Regions from separate parts of the Homo sapiens genome. Here region 2 is linked to region 1. Evidence: read pairs that join two places in POLR2A ChIA-PET (ENCODE). Cell type or tissue: IMR-90. All regions are shown on one strand. Each heading gives the region's core, and the rest is flanking DNA. Links, peaks and the distances in the headings are about the cores only. Region 1 has its middle 110 kb from the start of LINC02682. Region 2 overlaps LINC02751 (long intergenic non-protein coding RNA 2751).

The links. Peaks named below come from ENCODE experiments on the same cell type or tissue, not always from the same donor. Only the 100,000 strongest peaks of a DNase experiment are listed, where the experiment ranks them.
Region 2: POLR2A ChIA-PET joins it to region 1 with 10 read pairs; 2 of 35 experiments call an interaction of 5 or more read pairs at or near these places.

What each region holds. Positions count from the first base shown.
Region 1 is chr11:15,793,770-15,806,471 of GRCh38, reverse strand. No RefSeq gene overlaps it. Among named protein-coding and RNA genes, the nearest start is that of LINC02682, 110 kb to the left of the region's middle. In IMR-90, for the core only: no CTCF peak of the experiment used is centred there; DNase peaks (open chromatin) are centred at 5,821 and 6,171; H3K4me3 peaks cover 378 bases; H3K27ac peaks cover 629 bases.
Region 2 is chr11:15,686,594-15,699,295 of GRCh38, reverse strand. All of the region lies in intron 4 of LINC02751 (long intergenic non-protein coding RNA 2751), which reads right to left. Among named protein-coding and RNA genes, the nearest start is that of LINC02751, 140 kb to the right of the region's middle. In IMR-90, for the core only: no CTCF peak of the experiment used is centred there; a DNase peak (open chromatin) is centred at 6,345.

The DNA.
Region 1 (12,702 bases), core at 2,214-10,213:
ACCATGGCCACACTGTGGATATATTTTCCTTGGCACAGTCCATGAGCAGTTACTTTGCAAATGCATGCGGGTGAGCAATACAGACCCTTGGAGGAGTGTGCCAAAGCTCAAGGAGAGTGCTGGAGAGCTGAAAGGCGCTATTTAAAATTTTGGGCAGAAGCATGTACATCAAAAAGTTATACATATAGCTGGCTTTGGGAAGCAGGTGTGAAGTTGACAAAGATCGTCTCCAGTGGTTCTTGGCCCTTACTTAGCACTTTGCCGACCTTCACCTTCTGGGTTTCTTGCTGCTATACCCCAGCCTAGACCGACTTCTTTTGCCTTTGACTTGTCCTCCTTGCTCTCTCTTCATGAAAACTCACCCATTCCTTAGAATTTTGCTCTTTGTTTGGGCTAATCTGATAAGTGAATCTGTGCAATTCATAAAGAAATGGGTGTTATTGGTATTAAGCCAAGTCCTCTTATAGGGTTCTACTCAGAGGTAACCCTTGGGACTTTTAGTCATTCTGACAACCAAAATAAACTTGGGTGGAGTAAAGAGTGCCAAACTAACCATGACAAGAGCAGGGTTTTGTACCAGCTCAATTACTGCTTTTATGACTATGAGCAAGCCATTGAAACTCTTCAGATATCAGGTTGCTAATCTGTAATATAGGGTTGGGAATCCTAAGTGCATAGAGTTGCTATGAGTAACAGACGACTTGATTATACATGTGAAAGTATCCTAAAAACCCTAAAAGTCTGCATAAATATGGGATTCCATTATTATTATAAATAATTACATTTCTGAATTCATATCATTGTGACAGTTGCTACAAGGCCATTGTGAAAAAGAGAAAGACAATAAAGTGATGTTTCACTTGATTGTTTCAAGTGCATCTTTGAAGGGCAACCTTGTTATCTGGTATTTTGGCAGACTTCGAGCAATATTACCATGGACAAGACAGAGATGGCTTTCTGCAAGGCCTTTAGTCAAGGGTGGGATAGATCATAGTATAGTTACACTGGTTCCTGGCTATTTGAAAAGTTTTACCCAAGTAGTAAATGAAACTAATATTAAAGCACACTCTTTATGTGACACACATTTTTTTCTAAGCCCTATCTTAAAATTATTTAATCCTCAAACAATCCTGAGAAGAAGACAGGAAAAATCACCACATGAGAAAAGGGAGACTTGTATAAGCCAATTTGCATCTTCTCTCCAGTGCTCTTTCTAGCATGTTAGGAGTCACTTGTATTAGCTTGGAAGCTGGTCCCTTCAGTGGTGAGTCTCATGAGACATCTTAGGCTTGTTCAGTTCATGAGCATCATGTTCACAGATGACACAAAGCTCAGAGTAATTGCTGAAATTTAGATGGTAGGATCGGGGTCAAAATAATATTGGAGAGCTAGAATAATTGATGCAATATACAAGATTCAATGTAACAAATGAATGTAAAATCTTTTATTTAGCTTTGGAAAAGCCAATTGTCTAATTTTAAGATTGTAAAAAGCTTGTTTGTGTATGTGCATGTGTGTGTTGGGGGATGGGGTCCTATGCATTTTTGATAAGTAAAAAAGTCAGAGGAAATCAATAGTGTTGTGATTGCTAAAAAAGCTGAAAGGTTATATTTATAGAAGTATATTGCTCAGATCTAAGGAGGTAATGCTTTGTTATCTGTATTGAGTAAGCTCATACTAGCTGTATTAAAAGCAGATCTAAACCACTGCTAAATACTGCTGATAGGCTAGAGATCATTTAGTGTTTGACAGCATCTTTGCTTAAGCAAAAATTGCTCCCCTCCCTCTTAGCATCCAAAGACTGAGAATTCCATGATGTCTTACCCTAACTAGGGTTAAGCCTATTATAAGAGGGAGTGTGGGTCCTAAGGTTACAGCAGGCAAACATTGTGGCCATCAGGAGGGGCTGGGAAGACAACAGGAGAAGCTGTGTCCAGTGGACAAATTTAAGGGCCTGGAAGGTGAATACCAGAGTTAGTATTTGAGTAAACACCAAGGTCAAAAACTAGCAGGCACTAAAGAGGTGACAGAAAACAAGTATTTGATGAGGACATCAGGGTAGACCAATTAGATTTCTGCAGAATATGTTTTGCTAACATAACAGTTTTTCCCCCCTCTCTTCCTGTAGTAGAACTTTCCATCCAGATCCAAAATTCTAGTACTAATCTGTAAATAGTAGATATAAAAAGGGAAGAGTGATTTAGAGCAAGGATTGAAGAAAGGAGTCCTTGTAAGTGGAATTGGTTTCATATGGCATTCTAATGACACAGGAAAATGTGTTCTCGCCCCATTGACTTGCATACCAGTAAGAGTCTTGCCTTTGATTAACTGAAGCTAATCTGGGTGCAGGGAGGTGGTGGACAGTGAATAAAGTCATCTCTTCTCTTCCTCCAAGACACACCAGTGTCAACATGGGAACAGCAATGCCATAATCTTCTTCCCAACTCACAACTTTCAAATAGTAGTTAAGCTGACTAATTCAAACTCAAAAAAAAAAAAAAAGGAAAAAAGAATGTTAAGAGAAGGAAAGCTTGCCAGAATCTTTTTAGTCTGCATTTGAATTTTTTTCTTTCAAGTGTTGAATGAAATACTAACTCTGAAACTCTTCTTAGAATCTAAACAATTACGCAGCATCTTCATGGCTTTATTGTTGTCTACTTACAAGAACTTAGAGTCAAAAGTTCTAACAAGTGACTCTTGTTTTACTTTTGATTTTCCAGCTGTTGGCAGGATCAGGATCAATAATTGGATGCCTACTTAGAAGACAAGGTGGCAATTACTCTGGTTTTCTACTTCACAATCACCCATGCCTCCTTTTAAAGACTAGGAGACCATTCTGTAGGTTGCCTGTTCAGTCTGATGATAGTTTCTTTCACCGTGCAGAAGCTCTTTAGTTTAATTAGATCCCATTTGTCAATTTTAGCTTTTGTTGCCATTGCTTTTGGTGTTCTAGTCGTGAAGTCTTTGCCGATGCCTATGTCCTGAATGGTATTGTCTAGGTTTTCTTCTAGCGTTTTTAAGGTTTTAGGTCTTATGTTTAAGTCTTTAATCCAACTTGAGTGGTGATCATTAAAAAGTCAGGAAACAACAGATGCTGGAGTGGATGTGGAGAAATAGAAACATTTTTACACTTTTGGTTAGAGTATAAATTAGCTTAACCATTGTGGAAGACAGTGTGGCGATTCCTCAAGGATCTAGAACTAGAAATACCATTTGACCCAGCAATCTCATTATTGGGTAAATTCCCAAAGATTATAAATCATTCTACTATAAAGGCACATGCACACGTATGTTTATTGCAGCACTGTTCACAATAGCAAAGACTTGGAACCAACCCAAATGCCCATCAATAATAGACTGGATAAAGAAAATGTGGCACATATACACCATGGAATACTATGCAGCCATTAAAAAGGATGAGTTCATGTCCTTTGCAGGAACATGGATAAAGCTGGAAACCATCATTCTCAGCAAACTAACACAAGAACAGAAAACCAAACACTGCATGTTCTCACTCATAAGTGGGAGTTGAACAATGAGAACACATGGACACAGGGAGGAGAACATCACACACTGGGGCCTGTTGGGGGGTGGGGGACAGGGGGAGTGATAGCATTAGGAGAAATACCTAATGTAGATGACGTGTTGATGGGTGCAGCAAACCACCACGGCACATGTATGTAACAAATCTGCATGTTCTGCACATGTATCCTAGAACTTAAAGTATAATAAATAATAATAATAATAAAAGACTAGGAGACCACCTTATGGCCTGTGATGATGTCTGAGATACACCTAGGCAGAGAATCAGAGATTCTTAGAATTACTGATTCAGAGTACCTTGTAGTTTCAGTACTATAAAGTTCTGGAATCTCAGATCGGGAAGAGGCATTAAAGGTCATCCAGCATCCAGACCCAGCCCCTGGCATAAAAAAAAGATTATAGCAGAAAAGAGAGGGACAAGGAGTCTAGCCAAATTGCAGTAGCTCCACCAAGAGGGGTTTAATCCATTTCACTTAAATTTAATTTACAACTGCTTTGGATTGGTAACTTTGTTGGTAAGGAAAGCCTAAAATATGACTTAGTCTTTGATTCCAAATATCAAGTTTCTTCATCCCACAGAGTAGTGGGTTTATTTTTTGTTGTAATTGAGCTTTGTTTTAACGGCTAAATCAAAACATAGCACATTTTCTTTCATTCTTTTTTTTGACATCAGCTGAGACTTCAAAACACTTACTATAGATTTTAATAGTGAAAAGAAGCCTTCAGCAAGGTAGAGTACTTAGCAAGGGCATTGGAAGCGACATGCCATATAAAAGAGCATGTCTGGTTTGGCCAAAATCCTGCCTTTGTCTCCAGAGCTATTTTGCTGTAAATTTAGAACAGAAGTACCCTTTCTGGAATAAAAATGTAGCTTTGTTGGCTACAAGTGCATGTTTGCTGCTTCACAATTTTAGAATTAGACGATGGACTTATTTAGTAGACATCGGAGGGTAAAAAGCAAAAGGCCATAATTTAAAACATTCCACTCTACCACAGTCCAAGAAAAACACGGACCGGTGAACAAAACCAGCAGTATTGTAATAAGAAAACAACTAGGTGCATTTTTTCCAAAACCTAAAAACCAGGAATCTAAATGTATGAGTTACTGGCTAAAAATTCCATTTTCATGTCTCAGTTTTGAGCTGGAAAAACAACCTAGACCTGATAAACATCATTTTAAAAAATACACACGTTCTCCCACAGCCTGAGGTGTGGACAGCAGACCAGCATCCATCTTTATATACTCAAGGGCACTTTCCATTGCCTGGAGGAATCCTGTGCTAAAAGGATTTTACTTTGCAAAGATTCATAGACTTCCCACTCAGGCCTGTGGTGATTTCTGAGGCTCCCTCCCCACAAGTTATTTGGCAATGCTGTTAAGGTGTCTTATTTTTCCCCTAAACACTCTGAATATCTGTTCGAAGTCAGCAGAATTTTCCAGGGCAAATGATGTGGTAACTCTTGGAAATGCAGGTGGGCTCACTCAGGCCAAGAGGCAGGAGGGACTGGCTCTTCTTCAGGAAGAGAGCTGAGGATGATGTACAGGCCCCTGTTCTAAGAAAATTATAAAGTGTGAGTCAATCAACCAGTAGCACCCACGGTGTAACTATTTGAGTGTGTGGGCCTGCACCTGTGTGTGTGTACGTGTGTGTGTGTGTGTGAGACAGATACCAGGAATAAATTCCTGAAGGTGGCTGAAAGTGACTTGGAAACTACTGACAACAAATATGAAAGTCCACTGGCATAAAGCAGTCTACCTGAGAGCTAAAGCTTTGGTTACATAACTGGTCTCAGAGTTTTAGATGTGGCTACACTCAGCAAAGGCTGAGGAGCTGTGGTTCTATTATAACATAAGGTCTGCTAAAGAAAAATGTCAAGGAAGAGAAACTTTTGTGAGGAAGGAGGAAGAAGACAAGAACTTTCTGAAGAGACATTTCCAAAGGAAGTAGAACTGTTGCTCATCATTTTACTCATGTGGTTGTCCACTTACCTGTGGGTACCAGGATCAGGTAGCATCACACAGGTAGCAGGTGTGACTTCTGAGCGAGCATGTCTACTGTTTGAGTACATGAATTCACACAGCCCCCAGAAGGGTTGGCATGGCTAGTTTGAGCCCATTGATGTAAACATTGGGATATCACGGCAATAATAATTATATTATCTTCCCTCCCCCCTGGAAAGAAACTTGCTTATCAAGAGTTTTCACATAAGAAGGGAAGAAAGGGATTTAGATGTGTGGGAATAATGAAAGTGAAAGGACTCATGTGGCAACTTATTGTTAGGCTCCATTTAAACATAGGATGTCTCATCTAATTCTTGCTTCACTCAGGGAGTGACTTGGGGTTACTTCTCTTTTCTGGAAACTTGTTTCATTTTATATTCTGTGGAAAGCAAAACTGAACAGTCTTAATCACTTGCCAGTTAAATAAGAGAGGGTTTACTACCTTTAACTAGTTGTTATGGTGAGAATGCTGTCCATGTCAGTGGTGGCTAAGTTCTCAGGTAGCCGGTTGGTTTTTCTGGCCTCCAGAGAATTCCTTTTCTGTCTCCACTGCCTACATGTCTGAAGTCTGGCCCTCTGGAATGCAGCCAGCAGAGAACCACAGACTGAGGCGCTGCCTCTAAGATGCACACAAAGCCCTGTGCCTCCTGCTTCCTCCTCTGGCAACCTCTACCATTTTCTTCATGACTCAGCCATGGTTTCTTCAGAATTGCATGTGGCGTGCAGAATGACTTTTGTTCCTTCACTACCCACTGTCTGTTTCTGGTGGGGACTAAACTCACTGCTTTGACTGTCTACATGGGAGAAAAGGGAAGGAAGTCCATCATTAGCTGGAATTTAGGCAGCTGATACAGTTTTGGGCTACATACTGGTGGTCCTCAGCAAGATATTTGTGAGATGTAGTGGCGTGGAAGTAGCATGTTGCATCAAGATGTCATCCTTATATCTTTTGTTGGAAGACCAACCACATACATGTCTCTGTCTAAGGACCAACATACCAGGGTATAAGGTGGGAGGCATACCTTCCTGGATTTTAAAAAAGATGTATATAAAAATTTGAATATGTGTTTGTCTATCCTAAGGACATGAAACTGACATGTTAGACTACTGCATACAGCACCTTAATAGTCTTCTACAAAGTTGTAAAAGGCTTGGCCGCTCGCACAAAGATTTTTTTAAACCTGGAGATGAGAAAAGGGGCACGCATTCAGGCTGTACATTAAAAAATGATCATATCTGGCTGACAAGCCACGTTTTGCTCAGTGACACAGCATCATCCTACCTCTAGACCTGTCTTCTGTGACAAGAGCCATTTACCACTCATCTAGGCCCTAGGGTGAGATATCTAACCTTCCTCAAATCCTCCTCTCCTAAAAAAAAGTGGGGATCCCTCTCCCACGTGCAAAAGTGTTCCTGTTTACTGTATGAGGACCCAGCTCTTTGAAAGATAACTGATAACTAGTGAGCCTTTCCATTGCCTGATTTGTTTAGACTTCAGTATAACAACTTCTATCACATTTTTACCGGAGAGCTACTCAAACAGTAGTAAGGCAGAACAATTCTTTACTTGAGGCAAGTCACCTCTTTCTGAATCTGAGTGAATTGGACTAAGAGCTATTAAACTCTTACATTCTAGGGAGCTCAGAACCTATTCTATAAAGATTATTTATCGAAATGCCTTAATAAACTGACATTATTTTTGCATTTCACTTGTATACCTTTACTATTAAGAAGCAAACTGTAGGGCAGTCTCAGTAAAAAGCATTTTACATGCACAATTTCATTTTATTCTTCTATGAAGAGAAGGTATTAATTATCCCTACACCGCATGTTAGGGAACTGATATGGTTTTGATGTTTGTCCCCTCCAAATCTCATGTTGGAGTGTGATTCCCAGTGTTAGAGGTGGGGCCTGGTGGGAGGTGTTTGGATTATGGAGGTGGATCTCTCATGAATAATTTGGTGCTGTCCTCTCAATAAATCAGGGAGTTCTCTCCTTGAGTTCATGTAAGATCTGGTTGCTTAGAAGAGCCTGGCCCCTCCTCCCTCTCTCTTTTGCTCCCTCTCTCTTCCCATGTGACATGCTGACTCCCTGTCAACTTCCATCATGATTGCCAGCTTCCTGAGGCTTCACCAGAAGCAGATGCTGGCACCATGCTTCCTGTACAACCTGCAGAACAAGAAGCCAAAATAAAACCTCTTTTCTTAATAAATCACCTAGTCTTAGGTATTTTTTTATAACAATGGAAAAACTGCCTAGCACAAGAAGTGAGACTCAAAGCAATGAAGTGATTTGTTGTAATTTACACACTTGCTACGTATCTAAACTTACATACTTATTATCTAGCTATTAATAAGTGTATTTGTTCTAACATATTACATAAAAATGGATGAAAGGATGGCAATTAGACTGTTCATTATGACTATATGACCACCATACTGTGATTATTATTGTATTTGTATACCATCTTTTAGACTGTAAACTTCATGAGAACAGGATCAAGCCTGGCTCATCAGTATGTCCTCAATGTCCAATACAAAGCATAATACAAAATAGGCATATAAATGTATGTCAAATTGATCAATGCATAAATATTTTGTCCAATATATAAATAAATTAATTTTATATTTATAATCTTGTTAATAGTTATGCTCATTCATATTTCTAGAGCACTTTAACTTTCAAAGACCTTTCTTTTTCAGTAAAGTTTGCCTTAGGAGGACAAAGTGAAAGTTAAGGACCCGGTTACTGGGAATACACATCAATTTCCCAACCCTGAAATAAGACGATTAATTGTGAAGGAGACAAGCCTCACAAAACTGCCTCTGCAGACTGTCTTTCTGGACCATATGTTCCAGGTTCTCTGCAACAGACCTGGTTGCTATATCTATTCCATTGTCCCCATAAGGATATTCTTACTTGTCAAACATGTGTCCTGATTTCTCATTTAGAAAATATGGTCACCATATGCATGTTATAAAACTTGAGTCCCTAGACTAACTTCACCCTTCCATACAGGTATTGCCAAATCTCATATCCTGCTAGATTTTCTATGGATGCTTCAAACAAGTGCTGATTGCAGCCCTTTGCATTGATCATGAACAGATACACTAACAAGTCTATTTAAATTATTAACGTAGTTTTCCATAGAAAGATGATTTCAATGACTTATTACAAAAAATGCATTTTTCAAAGCACATTTGAATTATTTATCTAACACAATCAACTTATTTTTATTCAATTTGAGCATTTTCTGATTCTCCTAAATAAAATGTTTGTGATGACTCTAATAGGGATCAATGAAATTAATAAAATCTGATTTGACATTATGTTGGATTTGTTATTTTACACATTTCCCAAATTAGATGAACCAAGTCAAATTGAGGTAGTTGATAAACTTGATTATCTGATTCCATGGATATTCTGGATAAATTTTAGAGACAGAGTATGGTATCAGAACAGACATTATTTCTGAATTAGACTCTGATACCAATTTATTCTGTGACTCTGAGAAAACTACTTCCACTCTCTGGGCCTTAGTTTTCTCCTTTGTACATTAGGTGACTTAGTCTAGGTTGAGTGACTTGCCTAGGTCAGTGGTGCTTTCTCTTTTTCCTGTGGAGTCTGGGAGTCCTTTGGAGGCCTAAGGATCTCCCCTGGCAAACTTTCTCCCTACCCTTACTTCAGTAGATAAGCATTTATCTGTTACTTATACACACCAGACCACTATGTAAAATATTGTTTGGAGAAAACAGGTTCTAGAACTACAATTGTTTTATGGAATTTTTTGGGCAATTTGGATCTAGATTTCCACTTGATTTCTTCATTAAAATACTTCTGTGAGGCATATAGAGTTTACCTGAGCAGAGAAGAGGCCTAGGCATGTATATCAGGGATGAATAGAATCAGAAAATTTTCAGTATAACCTGCTGGAGAGAAGGAGGCAGTGGTTAGGAATATTGTCGGACTGGGGTAGAGAAATGAGGTAATCATCAACGAACTGTTAGACCTTCAAGGGAAGGATCAACATGGTCAAGGTAGTATTTCAACCTGGGGAGGCATCTTTAGTTCTAAGCATCGGTAGGAGGAAAGAAGCGTTGAGTCATTAGTTACTGCACTAAAATGGACTTTAGGCCAGGCACAGTGGCTCATGCCTGTAATTTCAACACTTTGGGAGGCTGAGGCAGGAGGACTGCTTGAGGCCAGGAGTTCGAGACTAGCCTGGGCAATGTAGCAAGACCCTGTCTCTATAAAAATAAAAAGTTAGCCGGGCATGGTGACGTGCATCTGTAGTCCCAGCTACTCGGGAGGCTGATGCAGGAGGATAACTTTAGCCCAGGAGTTTGAGCTCTGATTGCACCATTGCACTCCAGCCTGAGTGACAAAGTGAGATCTTGTCTCTGAAAAAAGGAAAAAAGAAAAAAAAAAAACTTTAAAATTCATCAAATACAAATAGAGTCATATATTGACAGCTGGTCCCCTAGAACATGAGCCAAGCTTTGATATGGCTATGTGTATGCAGAGATTGAATGGATCTAAGTGGGAAAGTTCCAGAAAACTGGAGGGAAAGGAGAGCACTCCATTTCTGGGATGATCAGTTCTTGACTTCTTAAATTGTAGGCAGTGGTGTGTTCCCTCAGGAAATTGTGACCAAGACTGGTAGAATATTTGTTAGGTTTATCCTTGTATCTAAAGGAGTCTAGTATTTGCCTTGTTGCATTCAACCCATTAGTTGGTAGGCCTGGAGGTTATCTGTGGCCCCATGTACTCTCTGAATTGCTGATTTCTCAGTATTCCTGATACATGGATCCATGCAAACCAGATTTCTTATTGCTATACTGGCCACCTGAATAGATTTTCTTTCACAAAAACTCCAGCCTAATTCAAGCTTGGGCTCACCACTTGTACGTGTGAAAAGGGCCTTTGGCTTTCCCCCTTAGACCCTTAGAGCAGGGTCAGTCTTTTTTTTCTTTTCTTTTGTTTTTCTTTCTTTCTTTCTTTCTTTTTTTTTTTTTTTTCATCTCATAGTCTGTACTGCTGAGGTCCTAGCAGGCCTTGGGATAAGTCTGTCCAAGTTATAACCATGAACAGCTCATACTGAGATGCTCATAAAGCAGCACAGTTTTGGCTGGGCTCTTAAAGCTGTGCCCATTCTAGAATTCTTTAAGTCTAGAGAAGGGCTCTTTCACAAGGCAGAACTAGCCACATGGAGTATCACTGAGAATGGAGCTCAGTTGCAGCCTTGACTGGTTGTTCAGGACATCGGTTTAGTGATTCCAGCAGCCTGTCAGCTGCTCTGCCTCCTGAAGGCTGCCATGGCCAGGAGGGAATTTGACTTTCCCTCATTGATTTTCTTTTTAGTTCTTGGCACCACACATTGTGAATCCATGGCACTCTCTCGCTCTCTCTATTAGTATCTCACCAGTCTTGCTCCTGGTTGTGGCTCTTTTCCAGAAACTTTTGATCTTTCTCCAAGGATGAGAATGCATTTCTAGGAATGGAGGGCTACTGCAGAGGAGGATAATTGGCTTCAAAATTTCCCTGTGTCCCCTGGAGAAAGGTTGGTCAGAATTCTAGCACCTTGGGTTTAATGCCACCTCACCTTCCTTTCTGTCCTCTAAGACCCTGTTACCTTGAAATGGGGTTTCACTCACAGAGCCCATGACAAGTTAGTTGATTTCCCCAGAAAGTGCCATAACAAATCTGCCTCCCCAGGAGAGGTGACGTGACCACCTCATTATGTGTTCTGACCTTCAGTGGCACACACCATCCCCAGTCCCACTCCCCAGTCCTGACCTTCTTTTCATCCCTCCATCCTTGTGGTTCTGACAAGACCTGAGTGGGAGAATGTCTGTGCATGCAGTGTCTCTGCACAGAAATTCATTTTGTTCCCCAGAGGGAAATCCTTCAGCATAGGGTTGGTATCCTCTTCCCCGTACTATCTACCACAGCCTGGCTGAGCTCAATACTCAACACACTCTTATGATTAATTGAATGTAACACAAACCTGTGTGCTTGTCCAGCTTACACATCACCGTTTCAAACCTTACTTCATTTGACCTTTCACTATAACCAGGAGAATCAAGAAAGGTTGGCTGAAAGTTGAACTCAGCTGGGATGCTGAGATGGCAGATCTTTCTCTCTGTCTTCGTGTAGTCTAGGACTACTCTCTCCATGTGGCCTCTCCACTTGCTTTCTCCAAGTAGACTTTCCAGCAGGCAGCAAGACTTCTTAAATGGCAACTCAAGGCTACTAAAAGGGCAAATATGGCCAGATATTCTTAAAGCTTAGGCCCAGATTTGGCATAATATAATACTGTACTCTATTGGTTAAAGTGTGTCACAGGCCAACTCAGTTTCATTGTGGGAGGAGACTATATCAGGACATAAATACTGAAAGATGTGATTCATTGAGATCATCTGATCTTTGAACACCACCTACTACAGTTTGTGATCAATTTCTTGGGAACAAGGCTCTCAGTGCTGTGGCTACTCTCATAATTTCCTGGCTGATGAGAATAATGGCCAGGTTATAAAATAAACAACATAAGGTTCTTCATCCTGGGTCATCCAAGAATTTAGAGAGAGGGACCAATACTTCTCAGAAGGATTCTGTTAAATGAAGGTGATGCTCTGGAGTCCTTCAAATGAAGATGAAAATGACACTGGGCCTACCAAATAAGTAGGCCACATTGCCCCTTATACATAGCATATTTAAATGCACAAGTAGAGATGAGTTAGTAGCAGTCTACGGTCTGCCTAGGTCTATTCTTATGGTCCTCCACTTAGTCCCAAAGCAGTGACTAATAGAGGCAGGTGGTATACAAAGAACAGGAACATTTCAGTGATGCAGACCTGTGTTTGGTTCCTTGTATTAACACTTAACAGTTGTGGGGGCTATAGTCTCTGCTTCAGGCTGGCTGTAGTGGTTCATGCATATAATCCCAGTGCTTTGGGAGGCCAAGGCAGGAGGATCACTTGAGGCCAGGAGTTTGAGTACAGCTTAGACAACATAGCAAGACGCCATCTGTACAAAAAAAATAAAATAAAATAATTAGCCAGGTATGGTGGCACGTGCCTATAGTAGTAGCTACTCAGGAGGTTGAGGTGGAAGGATCACTTGAGCCCAGGAGTTTGAGCTTACGGTGACCTATGGTT
Region 2 (12,702 bases), core at 1,550-9,549, 110 kb after region 1:
CTTATTGTCTCATTTAAGCAAAAGGTCCAGACCTTTGTAGCTCCACATCAACCAGTCATTATAGTGGCACACTGCCCCGGGGATGGGGCATAACCATGGGTGAGTTGGCTTCTTTTTGCTGGGAGCAAGTCCTGGAGAGAGATTCTCCTGTGACTTATTAGCACCCAATACTAGCGCCCAGGGGTTGAGAGCCTGTGTCCTGAAGGGTGCCTGGGTGGCACAGCACACACACTGTCAACTGCAAATGCCCACTCCAGTCTAGGCAGGGAAGAGTCAGGGAGGACTTCCTGGAGGAGACGATACCTAGGCTGGTTTCAAAGCACCCCATGCTACTTTTCTCAGTTATGTGATTTTATTATGAGCAAGAAGGTGCTTAAACACTATCCTAACTCAAATGCCCTAATTATGCTCATTTGTTAAATCTTCAATGAAACTGAACTCTGATGTTAATTGCCTTTTAAACTAAAGCATTTTCAGCTCCCCAAATTATAATAAATCCGTCTGATTTATAGCTATGCCATTATATTTTTTAAAAAAATCTATTGATTCAGAATATATATTTTTAAAATCTATTGATTCAGAGCATACAACTGAGGCAAAATTGATATTCCAATTGTTCAAATTTCTGGCAACCAAATATTCCTCAATAAACAGAATTCTAACATGCTGATATTTTTATTAGCTCTTATTGGCAGGAAATCCCTTCCAAGAGCTAACATAAATCCTGTTTGGTACAATTTGGGACATTTCCTCTAGATTTTTCTGCAGAGGAGTTGGAGAATGGCTGGCAGCCGGATCTATACCATAGGCTATTCCTGCACTTAAAGCCTGTTTATGAGGATGATTCTCATCGTTTTGAGAGAAAAATGTTAGAGATAGAGACTGGCAACTGGAAGAATATATTATAAAATGTATGCCCCATGAATGAGCAGGCATGTATATGTGTGTGGCTACATATTTGCATCTGTAAGTATGTATAGTGCTATGTGTATATATGCACACATATATGTAGGCAAGTGTGATGGGTATTAGGAGAATGTGTATATGAATATTTTTGTTTGTGTTTGTGTGAGAATCTTCATGTGTAGGGCTATGTTTATAATGTATGTATGTCTGGGCAAGTGATTCAAGTGTGTGTATATATTTAGGTTTGTGCATGTGTGTGCATGAGAATAAACACATGTGGGCAGGTCAACAGTTGTTCCCAGCCACATGAAGTAATCAGATCTCATGGTTCCATGGCAAGAATATAAATGCCAAGGTCAGGTTTCTTGCCTGCATCAACTTTACTCTAGTGATCTTGCTCCAAACATTTTCCTTAGGGGCCTCTCTAGTTCCTCTCTCTCTTCCCACCAGGGGTGCAGGCCCAGAGGGGCCTCAGACAGCTTCCCGGCCTTTGGAGCTGTGCTCTGATGTCTGCCCCAGGAGCCTTAGCTGTGGCAGTCTTGTCATGTTGGACTCTGCTGTCACTGCCAAAGTGACAATCGATTATCAGAACCGGAGCTGCCCAGAAACCCAACTTCTGTGCGGGGCCCTTTGATCTGCCCAGGCTTGGAATGGAGCAGAGTCTGGCACAGGTGGCTTTGATGGGGCCAGACCAATGAAGGGGCTGTAGGCTGGTCCCACCCAGTCCCCGCAGCCTTTGATGCCCACCTGCCCTGCAAGGTTCAGGCTACAGAAGCAGGCTAGTTGGAGTAGGAGCCAGCCGCACTACACTCTGCTCCTCAGCTTTGGTGGAAAATCACCATCTGGGTGTTTGGCCTGGTGATGCTTGGATCTCAGGGCTGCAGAAGCCAATTCTTAGAAACATTGTTCTTGCAACCACCCATCTATCAATTCAGCTAGTATTTATGGAAAACTTACAGAGTCAGCAGAGCAAAGTTATTACATGCACAGTCTTTCGAGTCAGAATGCTTGGATTAAATTTGGCCACTTATTAGTTGTTCCAACTTGGGCGAGTTAAATAACTTGCATGTGTCCCTCTGTGTCTCCATTTTCTCATCTGTTATGAGGTTGTTATGAAGACCAAATTAGATAGTGCAAATAAGGCACCTGATACCTATTAAGACTTCACAAATGTTATATATTATTATTGCAGGGGCCTGCATGTTTGAGTGGAGAAGTCTTATCCGTTCTGAAGCCCTATGACTTGGGTTCAAATCCCAGCTCCAGGTCCTGGCCCCATCATTTTCCAGTTAACTTATCTCATGGGGTTATTATGAGGAGTAAATGAGCAAATATATATAAAGTGCTTAGAATAGTGTCTGGCACCGAATAAGTGCTTCATAGAAGTTAGTTTTTAATAATGATAATGACTTGAAACAAGGCCAGCCTGGGCCAGAGGGTATGAAGTTCTTTGACTATCTCTGGAATAAACCTTCAATCTTCAATTTATTTACTTATTTTTCTGAAAGATCAGATCTACTCCTATAATTTTGACTGCTATTCTCTGACTCCCAAATTCCAAATTCAATCATGTAACTTTCGTGCTTAAATTCCTCTAGTGGATTCCACTTTCCAGAGAATATTCCAAACCACTTAACATAGCATTTGAGACTCTCTGCCATCTGTCCTTTGCTGATCTCCTCAGCATTGTAACTCATAACCCTTCCTGTTCCTACTTCCCACATCCACTGCCAAGCATACTGAGAATGCAGGCTCCATGTACCTTTATGTGCTTGTGCCCTCTACCTAGAATGCCCTTTCCTCCATTGTCTGGCTGTGAACTCCTTCTGTTCCTTCAAGACTCAGATCTCAGGTCCTTCCCATATAAAGCATAAAGCCTTTTTTTAAAAAACTATTCCCTGAACAGTAGAGTTAGGCATCACTTCTTTTATGCTTCTGTCTTAGACTCAGGACATGCCTTGGCTTCTGTGACATGGCAGGACACTTGCTGGTCCACTTTCCTTATAGACTATGAGCTTCCAGAGTGGGATCCTGAACCATCCGACTCAATCAACAGCATTAAGCACAGTGCTTGGCACCTGATAAACACTCCATAATCATCTGCTGAGCAGATTAACTCAATCTATCTCTCCCACTTCTCAGGTCCGCTGACCTCCTGGACAGCTTCCCCTTGGAATCTCATGGCTCCTCAAGTTCAGCTGATACATGCCATTTCAATATCACTCTCCCTCATGCTGTTCCTTCTTAATTCAATGAATGCCACCGTCCATCCATCCAATCTCCAGATATGGAAACTGGAGGGTCATTGTTGAAGTCCTTGCTCATAGTCATTACATACCCATCCCAAGCCATTTTGATGTCTTGGGACACCAAAAGCCCCAGGACATTTTTATTTGACCCCTTAAATGTTTCTTCTGTTTTTCCTTCTTCTCCATTTGCATCCCCACTTCCACTCTGGATGATGCCTATGGAAATCTTCTCACATTCCTCCAGGACTTGAAAAGTTTCCCGTAATTTCCAGGATACCATCCAAACTCCTTGGCGGCACTTGTAGGGTCCTCCAGGATCTTACCCCAGCTTTACTCTCCACAGTTACATCTCCTCATTGCATCCAGTGCTCTTGTTATGCCTGAAAACTCATCCTTCTCAAATATGCCAACCTTTACCCACCACTAGCTCACCGGACAGTTGTTCCCTGGACTCCTTGGAATGCCGTTCTCCCACTTCCTCCCCTAGAATATGCTTCCTCTCCCTAGAAACTCAGCAAAAATGCCACCTCAGGACACCTTTCCAGATTCTTCTTCTATATCCTCCCTCCTTCTCCTGCTATGGCCATGCTGAGACCACTGTTCCCTCCTGGGTGCTCTCACAGCTCTTAATGATCAGCTGACCATGCTGTATTGTATCTACTTATTTTAAAGAATGTGTTTATCCCCTGTCTAGACTATGAGCCCTTTGAGAACAATTGTGTGAACTTCAGTTAATAATACTGTCTGACTCTCAGGTTCTTAATCTATCAAATGGAGATAATGTTAGCCATACCTTCTTGGCAGGGCATTGTAAGGGTGAAATGACACAATGTGTGACAAGGGTCTGGGCTCATAAAAGGCACTCAGTAAACAAGCATATCTGTATGATCTTGCTGGCAGGAACAATGCCTGTCGTGAGAGAGTTCCAGAGATGAGAGCCCAGAGAGTACCCAATCACCCCAGCTGACTTTTCAGCAGCTTAATGGTGCTTTCAAGTAGACTTAGTGAAATGGCTCTATCAATTTCTTCAACTCTCTACAACTGAGTGACTTTGCACTCATTATCTTGCCTCTTTGTATCTCAGCTTCCTTGTTTGAAATATGGAGATAGTAATACTATACTTACCTCACAAGGAAGTTTGTTATGAGAATTAAATAAGATGCATATAGGTATTTGTGTTAGCTATTGTTATTATTATTAATGAGTGAACATCATGGAGCAGATGGATCTATGCTTGAATAATGCTTCATAAATAAATTATTAGCATCTTAAAGGGGCTAAAGATACAGGTATTTGAAGAGATGGAAACTGAGAGATTCAAAGCCAGTGGCAGCAATGGCTGCAAGGAGCTATAAAGGTAAGCATGAAATCCCAGCTCAGAATGGAGAATTCCTACTCTGCTTGCAGGCTTGAAAAGAGAGGGATGAAATATGCAGCCATCAAATAGCTCAAACCTAGAGAAGGTTAGGAAGACTGTTTTAGTAATGGTAAAATGGTGCTACCTCCCTCCCTAATCCTGAAATTAGGGGTCAGACCTCACTTCCACTTTCCATTCCTAACACCTCCCCCACCACAACACCCTGTGATGAACAAAGGGCCTCTGGGTGTTGGACCGTGCTCAAAAGCTCTGGCTGATGCTAGTCTTGCCTAGCCCTCACCTCACCCAGCCAGCATCATGGTTAAATTCTGGGCATGGACGTGTCAGTCTGCATGGATCACATTAACAGCTATAAGGCTAAGACCCGGGGTGAGCGGGGGGAGTTACTTAGCCTTTTTAAATTTCTGTTTCCTTGCCTGTAAAGTAGAGATATTATAAGGACCAATCTCATAAGGTTGCTGTGAGGATTACATTATATAATGCATATAAAGATCACTGTTTGGTATATAATAACTGTTCAATAAATGCTAGCTCTTTTGATTAGTTGCCTGCCAGCTACCACACACTTTCTCCTGGTACCAACGAAAAACCTGCTGGTTTGTATGTCAGGATACTTCTCCCCACTTCTTGTTAAGTGGGCCTTAGTGTATATCCTGAAGGCTATATAACTTCCAGCACCTCAATAGACCATGTCTGAAAGAAGAACAATGCCCAGGATCCACTTTCTGGCACCCAAGAGTTCCCAACACAGTCCTCACCTCCAGCTGTATCTTCAATGACCTTCATTCCCACACCTGACACCTCATCCCAACTGGGCTTTTCCCAATGATCCTAGCTAGCCCTGCCCTTTCTTGTCTCTGGGCTCTCCTCACCTCACTTTGCTATTCTCAAATTCCACCTCTTCTATGAAGCCCCTGTTGATTTTTCTTTTTCACTTTTTTTCTTTTTCTTTTTCTTTTTTTTTTTTTTTTTCTGATGGAAACTCGCTCTGTCACCCAGGCTGGAGTGCAATGGTGTGATCTTGGCTCACTGCAACCATCACCTCCTGGTTCAAGCAATTCTCCTGCCTCAGCCTCCCAACTAGCTGGCATTACAGGTGCCCGCCACCACGCCCAGCTAATTTTTGTATTTTTAGTAGAGACGGGGTTTCACCATGTTGGCCAGGCTGCTCTCGAACTCCTGACCTCAGATGATCCACCCACCTCGGCCTCCCAAAGTGATAGGATTACAGGTATGAGCCACCATGCCCGGCCCCCCTGCTGATTTTCTAATGAGAGGGAACCATTCTTTCCTTGGTCTCTTCCCACTTCACCTTTCAATGTGTATCTCATTCCTACATCTTACCCTGGCCATCCACACTTACTGAATGCAAGGTTCCTCTGGGAAAATGTTTCAGCTTACTCATTGCTATATCCCTGACATAGGTCCCAGCACATAGTAGGTTTTGACATATGACATTTTCCTTTTCATTATATACCCATCAAAAAGAATTTGTGAGTTGCCCACTTCCCCCAAATTTCTCTGTTTTGAGAAAGATAAAGCTGTAGGAGATAGCAACAACCACTTAGCCAATGGTGGTACCTGGAAGTATGGTCTCTCCCCAAGCAGAGCCTGAGAGAAGGACTTAGTTATAAGGAGATAATCCCAGTAAGCAGAGATTGGGGAGGAAAAGTCAATATAAAGGTGTATTATTGAGGTTGCTGCTTTGGGCCTCAGGGGCTATATTCTGCTGCAGCCTTCTGAGTGGTGTCTAGACCACATCCCAGGATGACTCATCTGAGGGACAGGAGGCTGGATGATTTACCTCTCAGTTCCCATACCCCCTCAGTTTAGGTTTGCTCACTTGAGGTCAATAGTTCGTCTGCGTTTCCAGGCTCTGCATATGTAAAGACCAAGTGGCTTCTCACAGAGCTGATGAGGGCCCTAGGTCCTCATGAAAGTGAATAGATGTGAAGCCCATGGTTGAGGTGGGGCCTGGCCGGTGTGAGGTAAGTCTGAGCTTGCATGGTAGTATCCACTGAAGCTGTTGCTAAACTCAGAGGTGAGCTCAGAGGAGGTGATGTAGAGCCCTGTCTTAGGTCAAGATTCCTGGAAACAGACTCTAGGTGAAAGTGCATTGGTTTATTGGGCAGCGTTGTGAAGAATAACTCAGAGGATAAGGAAGGCAGAGTTGGACAGAGGCAGAAATGAAATGGTAATGCACTTGCAACAGGGGATGTGCCAATTCCAGAAGGATCCCTGGAGCTGGGATGGTCCTTCAGAGATGTTCCCAGGCAAGACAGGGTGCCTTCACTTTGGTACCCTCAAACCAACCAGTCATTGAATGTGTCTTGCCCTAGGGAGGGGGCATAAACTAGATTTTCCCTTCTACAAACAGCAAGTCCAAGGAAAGAGGCTCAGCAGAAGCCATCAGCATGTGACACACTCAGCAGCTGGAGAAATAAGAGCTTTAGTCATGAAGCAGGGACCCAGTTGGTGCCTACAGAATCCACCGCAGACACAAAAGGCGTCTCCAGACTCAATACAGGAGGCTTGGTTGAATAAACTCATTGGGGATTTTTAAATAACTGTTATCATCTCTCTCTTCTTCCACCCATTCTAGATTTCCCTCACCCTTGGTAAACACTTCAGGTTGTTTGCCCTGAGTGATCTAGACTGAGTGATTTTGGAGATCTAGACTTTCATCTCAGAGGAGTCTGAGTCTTAGTAGTCTTGCTCTGGTGAGGTCTTGAATGCTGACATTATTGATTCACGATTTCCACCGGTTGTAGAAGAACCAAAAGACTCCCTTTGAACTTTCTGAGTTCTGGCCACATTCCTCTTTGCCCTCACTTTATAGCAGTAACCTAAGTGCCTCCAGCAGGTCCAATTCCTTTACCTCCTGCTCTACCTGAGGAGGAGCCCAAAGTGACCTGGTGGGAATCATAGTTTCAACTTTAGTGGAATACTTATTGTGTCCCCTGGTGAAAATGCTCTTTCCCTGGGAAACAGAACTATTAATCCAGCAGAAATTAAGGTTGTGGGAATGGGAAACACAAATTCTGCAGGTGGGTCATGAGAGTGAGAGAGGACAATTCTACTTTCACATTTGGTTCCTGGACTACTGGAGCCAATAGTGGGCTCAGTCATCGCCCTAAAAGATATCAAGTTTTCATCTCTGGAATCAGAAAATGTAATGTTATATGGAAAAAGTATCTTTGTAGATATGGATTAAGTTAAGGATTTTGAGATGGAGAGATTACCCTGGATTATCTAGTGGGTTCTAAATGTAATCAAAGCATCCTTAGAGAGGCAGCAAGAGCAGAGATGCAGACAGAAGAGAAGGCAAAGAGAAGCTTGTGGCAAACGTTGGAAAGATGTGGCCACAAACCAAGAAATGCTGGCAGGAACCAGGAAGGTGAGAGAGGCAGGAAATGGATTTGCTTCTAGAGCTTCTGGAAGAGGTGTGGTCCTGCCCACACCTTGACTTTGATTCAGTGATACTGATTTCAGACTTCTGGCCTCCAGAACTGTGAGAGAATAAATTCTAAGTCACCAAGTTTATGGCAAATTTTCACAGCAGCTGCGGGAAACTAATACAGAAACACAGTACAATATATCGCTGTTTGATTTATGCTTATATCACATACTGGAAAACAACAACCTTGCCCCTCAGGGTTTTGCTCCAAACTGTTGCCTAGCTGAGTGTTTAATGGGATGTTCCATTATTCTGGTAGACCTGTATTCACTGATTCATCACCAATATTTATGAGAAAATACATCTTTATAGACATTTTGGCAACAACATTTCTGAGCCTACCAGATCTGAGGCTATGAGGACTCATATGAATTTATATAAGATGCCTCTCCCCCAAGGTTCAGAATGACCTTGCTAGGCTACAGGTAGACAAAGGGCAAATGAGACCTTGGGCCAGAATCTATTTTCTACTTGGTTCACTTTCTCTGTAGAATGCTCAGATCAAGTGGGTTTCTGATTTTTTAGCTATAGAAACATGCCTGATGATAGCTGTTTCAGTTTTAGAAGTTTACACTTTGCATATGTTCTATTTTAAACTCAGATACCATGCTGAATTAAGAAGTAAAACGTCTGAACCTCAGCAAGACCCTTTGTTTTCAATTTTCCTTTCTTCCCTACCACCCATCCCCCACCCCCCAACCCCCACCATGTGGAAGGATCTTTATAGCTTAAACCTTCCTCTGCAAAGCAAAATGAGTCCATTCATTCTACCAGCTGACAGAGCCTGGGCCTGTCTTCCTCTGTAGCACAGAGCGCATGTCCTCCTTGGCAAGGAGAGAAAGAAAGGATATTGAATACTTTTATTCCCCGTCTGTTTGATAAAAAAGCATGTTTGTTTTTGTTCATAGATTTAAAGCCCAAAATGGGCCAGTACTGTAAATAAAACATGCAATCTCATTTGAAAAATTTATTACAAGGAATTTTGTTTATGATTTTATGTTCTCCAGTAATAATTAATTGGAGGTCTTCTGTGGTCCCTGCAGACCAACAATCATTCAGACTGTACAGAAAGGCGATCCAACACAGCCTCTCCTGTCTCTAATCCGTGGCCCAAGGAACCGTCTCTGGTTTTGCTACCACTTTAGCCTACATCGAGGAAGTTAAATCCATAATATGACTTGCCTACTACAGTTTTTGGGGCATGTTCACTGTCTGTGTGTGACGCTGATGTCAGAACACCCTCTTGGGAATCCCTCAGGTCAGGAAACTCTACCTTTAAACTGTACTGACAGTTTGGATTATGGCTCACCTGACTTCTCAAGTGCTGAGAATGGAAGGTTGTTGAAACTGTTTGATCTAACAAAGGAAACGCTCTTATATACACACATCCCTACCCACACAAATACAGTTGCCCCTCAAACAGAGTTGGGAGTGCTGACCCCCATACAGTAAAAAATCTGTGTATAACTTTTGATTCCCCAAAACCTTAATACTAATAGTCTACTGTTGACTGGAAGCCTTACTGATAAATAGTTGATTAAGACGTATTTTGTATGTTAAACTCTGTTCTTACAATAAGGTAAGCTAGAGAAAAAGAAATGTCTTTAAGAAGATCATAAGGAAGAGAAAATCTATTTACTATTAATTAACTGGAAGTGGGTCATCATAAAAGTCTTAATCCTTGTCATCTTCATGTTGAGAAGGCTGAAGAGGAGGAGGAAGAGAAGGAATTGGTCTTGCTCTCTCAGGGTGGCAGAGGTGGAAGAAAATCCACCTATCAGAGGACCTGGGCAGTTCAAACCCATGTTGTTCAAGGGTGAACTATAATGATAAAAATAGTTCCATTCATACAAATGATAATAACCAATGTTTATTGAGTATTTTTGATGTGTTGGACACTGTACTAAGAGCTTTTCATATGAATTATCTCAGTCCTTACAACAGCTGTTTCAGTCAGTACAGGCTGGGTTAGGCTGTGTTAACAAACAATTTCAACATATCAGGGGTTTACAATGACAAGACTAATTTCTCTCTTCTGTTCCCTGTTCATGGTGGATTGGTGGGGTCTCTGTTCCAGATTCTCAATCTGGGACTCAGGCAGCCAATACCTGGAACATGGATGGCCTTAGTGGCAGGGGAAAGGAAAGTCCTAGAAGATCTCACATCAGCAGGTAAGTGGCACAGATCACTTCTGCTCACAACTTTTTGGCCAGAAATAATCGCATGACCCTTCCTGCTCACAAAGGGGTCACCCTCTCCTTAACATAGTAGGTATAACCCTAGTATGTTATAAACCTTATAAAGTAGGTACTTTTAAAAACATTGCTAATAGATTTACAGATGAGGAAACTGAGGAACAGAGAGGCTATGTAACTTGCCCTAGACCATGCATCTAGTAAGTGGTGGAGCCAAGATTGAGACTCAGGCAGTTTGATATTTTCCTGCCATGTGCACTCACATATGTGCATTCATATATACACACATTTAAACACATGCACTCACATGCGCACTCATATCCCAGGGTACTGTGTAAGTGGCCAGATGCTGTTGGGTCAATGCATTCTGTATACGCATCCAGGAGTGAAAATAGAGTGGTGAGTGTGAGCCAAAGTCCCTAGAGAGAACCAAAGGTCAAACAGGGAAACTATGTTTAGCCACTAAATCCAAAAGGCAGGATCAAGGCCAAGAAGGAAAAAAACAAAAAAAAAACAACAACTAAAAACCAAGGGTCAAGAACAGGACAAACTGAAAGGGGAATATGGTTGGCAGCAAAGAGAAGCTGGTCAATGCTGGACGCTGACCACAAAGAAGCCTTTGTGTTGCTGTAGCGTGGGTGGGCTTGGCTGAAAGGTCCAAGGAGGAAGCAGTGCATGACACATTCTCCCAAGGCTGCCTCTGCCAATCCACATTTTCACTGGGGTGTGCATCCTTCCCAACATGCGGGAGGTGGGAAAGAGCTCAAAGATGGAGTTAGAATCTTCTTTGGGAATCAGACTTGGCAGTGTTGTTGCTCAAAGAGGTTCTCTTTGGCCTTGCCCCTTCATGTGAAACTGGCCTGACCCCTTTTCATAATGGATTTAGAGGCAGAAGCATCACTATGCCATGATTTCCTTTCTTTCTGATTCTAACTCCTTGATCTCTTATTATTGATGCTAGTCCAATAATTTTTTGAGCTGTGTCTGGCAGGGTTTTTCCTGTCTAAGAATGATTGAAAGAATTTAATGAAGGGACTGTTTACAAAGGAGTGAGCAGGATTGAGGCAACTCACAAGAGATGATGAGCACCCTGAGGCTGGCAGCTGTGGGATCCTGCCACTACCCCTAGGTCTGAAGGGGTAAAGGACAGGTGCACTTACCAGTCCTGGGCTGAGCTATGGATGTAGGAGAGCATTTGCTGATAGGGGTGACGGCATCAGTAAAGAAACATGGCAAGGAGGGAGCTGGAAGAATAAGTATTCAGGCTTCTACCTTTCCACCTCTGATCTACTGATGAAGCCTCCCACTGGCTGAACTCGACCAGAAGCCAAAGGAAAAAGTAATCTGAATAATGCATCCATAAAGCCCATCTTTTCAGAATGTAGCGCAGTTTAGAAAAGGGTGAAGAGGGGCAAAACTACCCAGGATATATGCTGTTCTTGGTTTCTAGTCTTGATGCTTCTGAGGAACATTCTCCCATCAACTCACACTGTTACCAAAATCTCCTGGGGTTACCCACTTCTGTAACAGTAGCTGTGGTTCTTTGGCCACTACTCTAGGGATTGTTGGTTACTCATCCATTTAGTCATTTGTTCAAAAAAAAAAAATTTGAGCACCAATTGTGAGCCAGGCCTTATTTTAGTTTCTTGGGATCCAGTGTGAATAGAACCAAGTGCCTGCTCTCATGATGCTTATGTTCTAGTGAGGAAAACTGACAATAAAGAAATTTACAAAGAGTGATATTAGAGAATGCCAGCTAGGAAAACGAGGCAGCACAAGAAGGCAAAGAGTAACGGAAGCTGCTATGTTAGATGGGATTATCAGGAAAGTCCTCTCTGAGGAGGTGGCATACTGAGTCACCCCACACATGCACATAGGATTGCAGTAGCATGTGGTGCATACACTGCCTCTGTCATTTGGAAATTTCAATACTTTTGGGAACAAGGTATTACATTTTTTAAAAATGAAAAGACAAAGGTTACTTAACAATTCAAGGCCCAGGGCAGTGGCTCATGCCTATAATCTGAACACTTCGGAGGCTGAGGCGGGTGGATCACAAGGTAAGGAGTTCGAGACCAGCCTGCCCAGCATGGTGAAACCCCATCTCTACTAAAAATACAAAAATAAGCCAGGCATGGGTGTGCATGCCTGAAGTCCCAGCTACTCGGGAGGCTGAGTCAGGAGAATTGCTTGACCCTGGGAGGTTGCAGTGAGCCAAGATCATGCCACTGGACTCCAGCCTGGGCAACAGAGCAAGACTATGTCTCAAAAAAAAAAAAAAAATCAATTCAAAGGGGATTTTTGACAAGTTGAGAGAATGAGGCAGGCATCCTTTAAGAACTTAGAGCTCAAAGGAGAAGTAATTACCTTAGACAGATCAGGGAAGGCTTCCTGGAGGAGACAGTGCTTTGTAGTTCCTTGATGGATAAGGTCATTGACTAGACAGAAAGGAGTAGCGATAGAGTTTGGATGTTTGTCCCCTCCAAATCTCATGTTGAAACGTGATCCCCAGTGTTG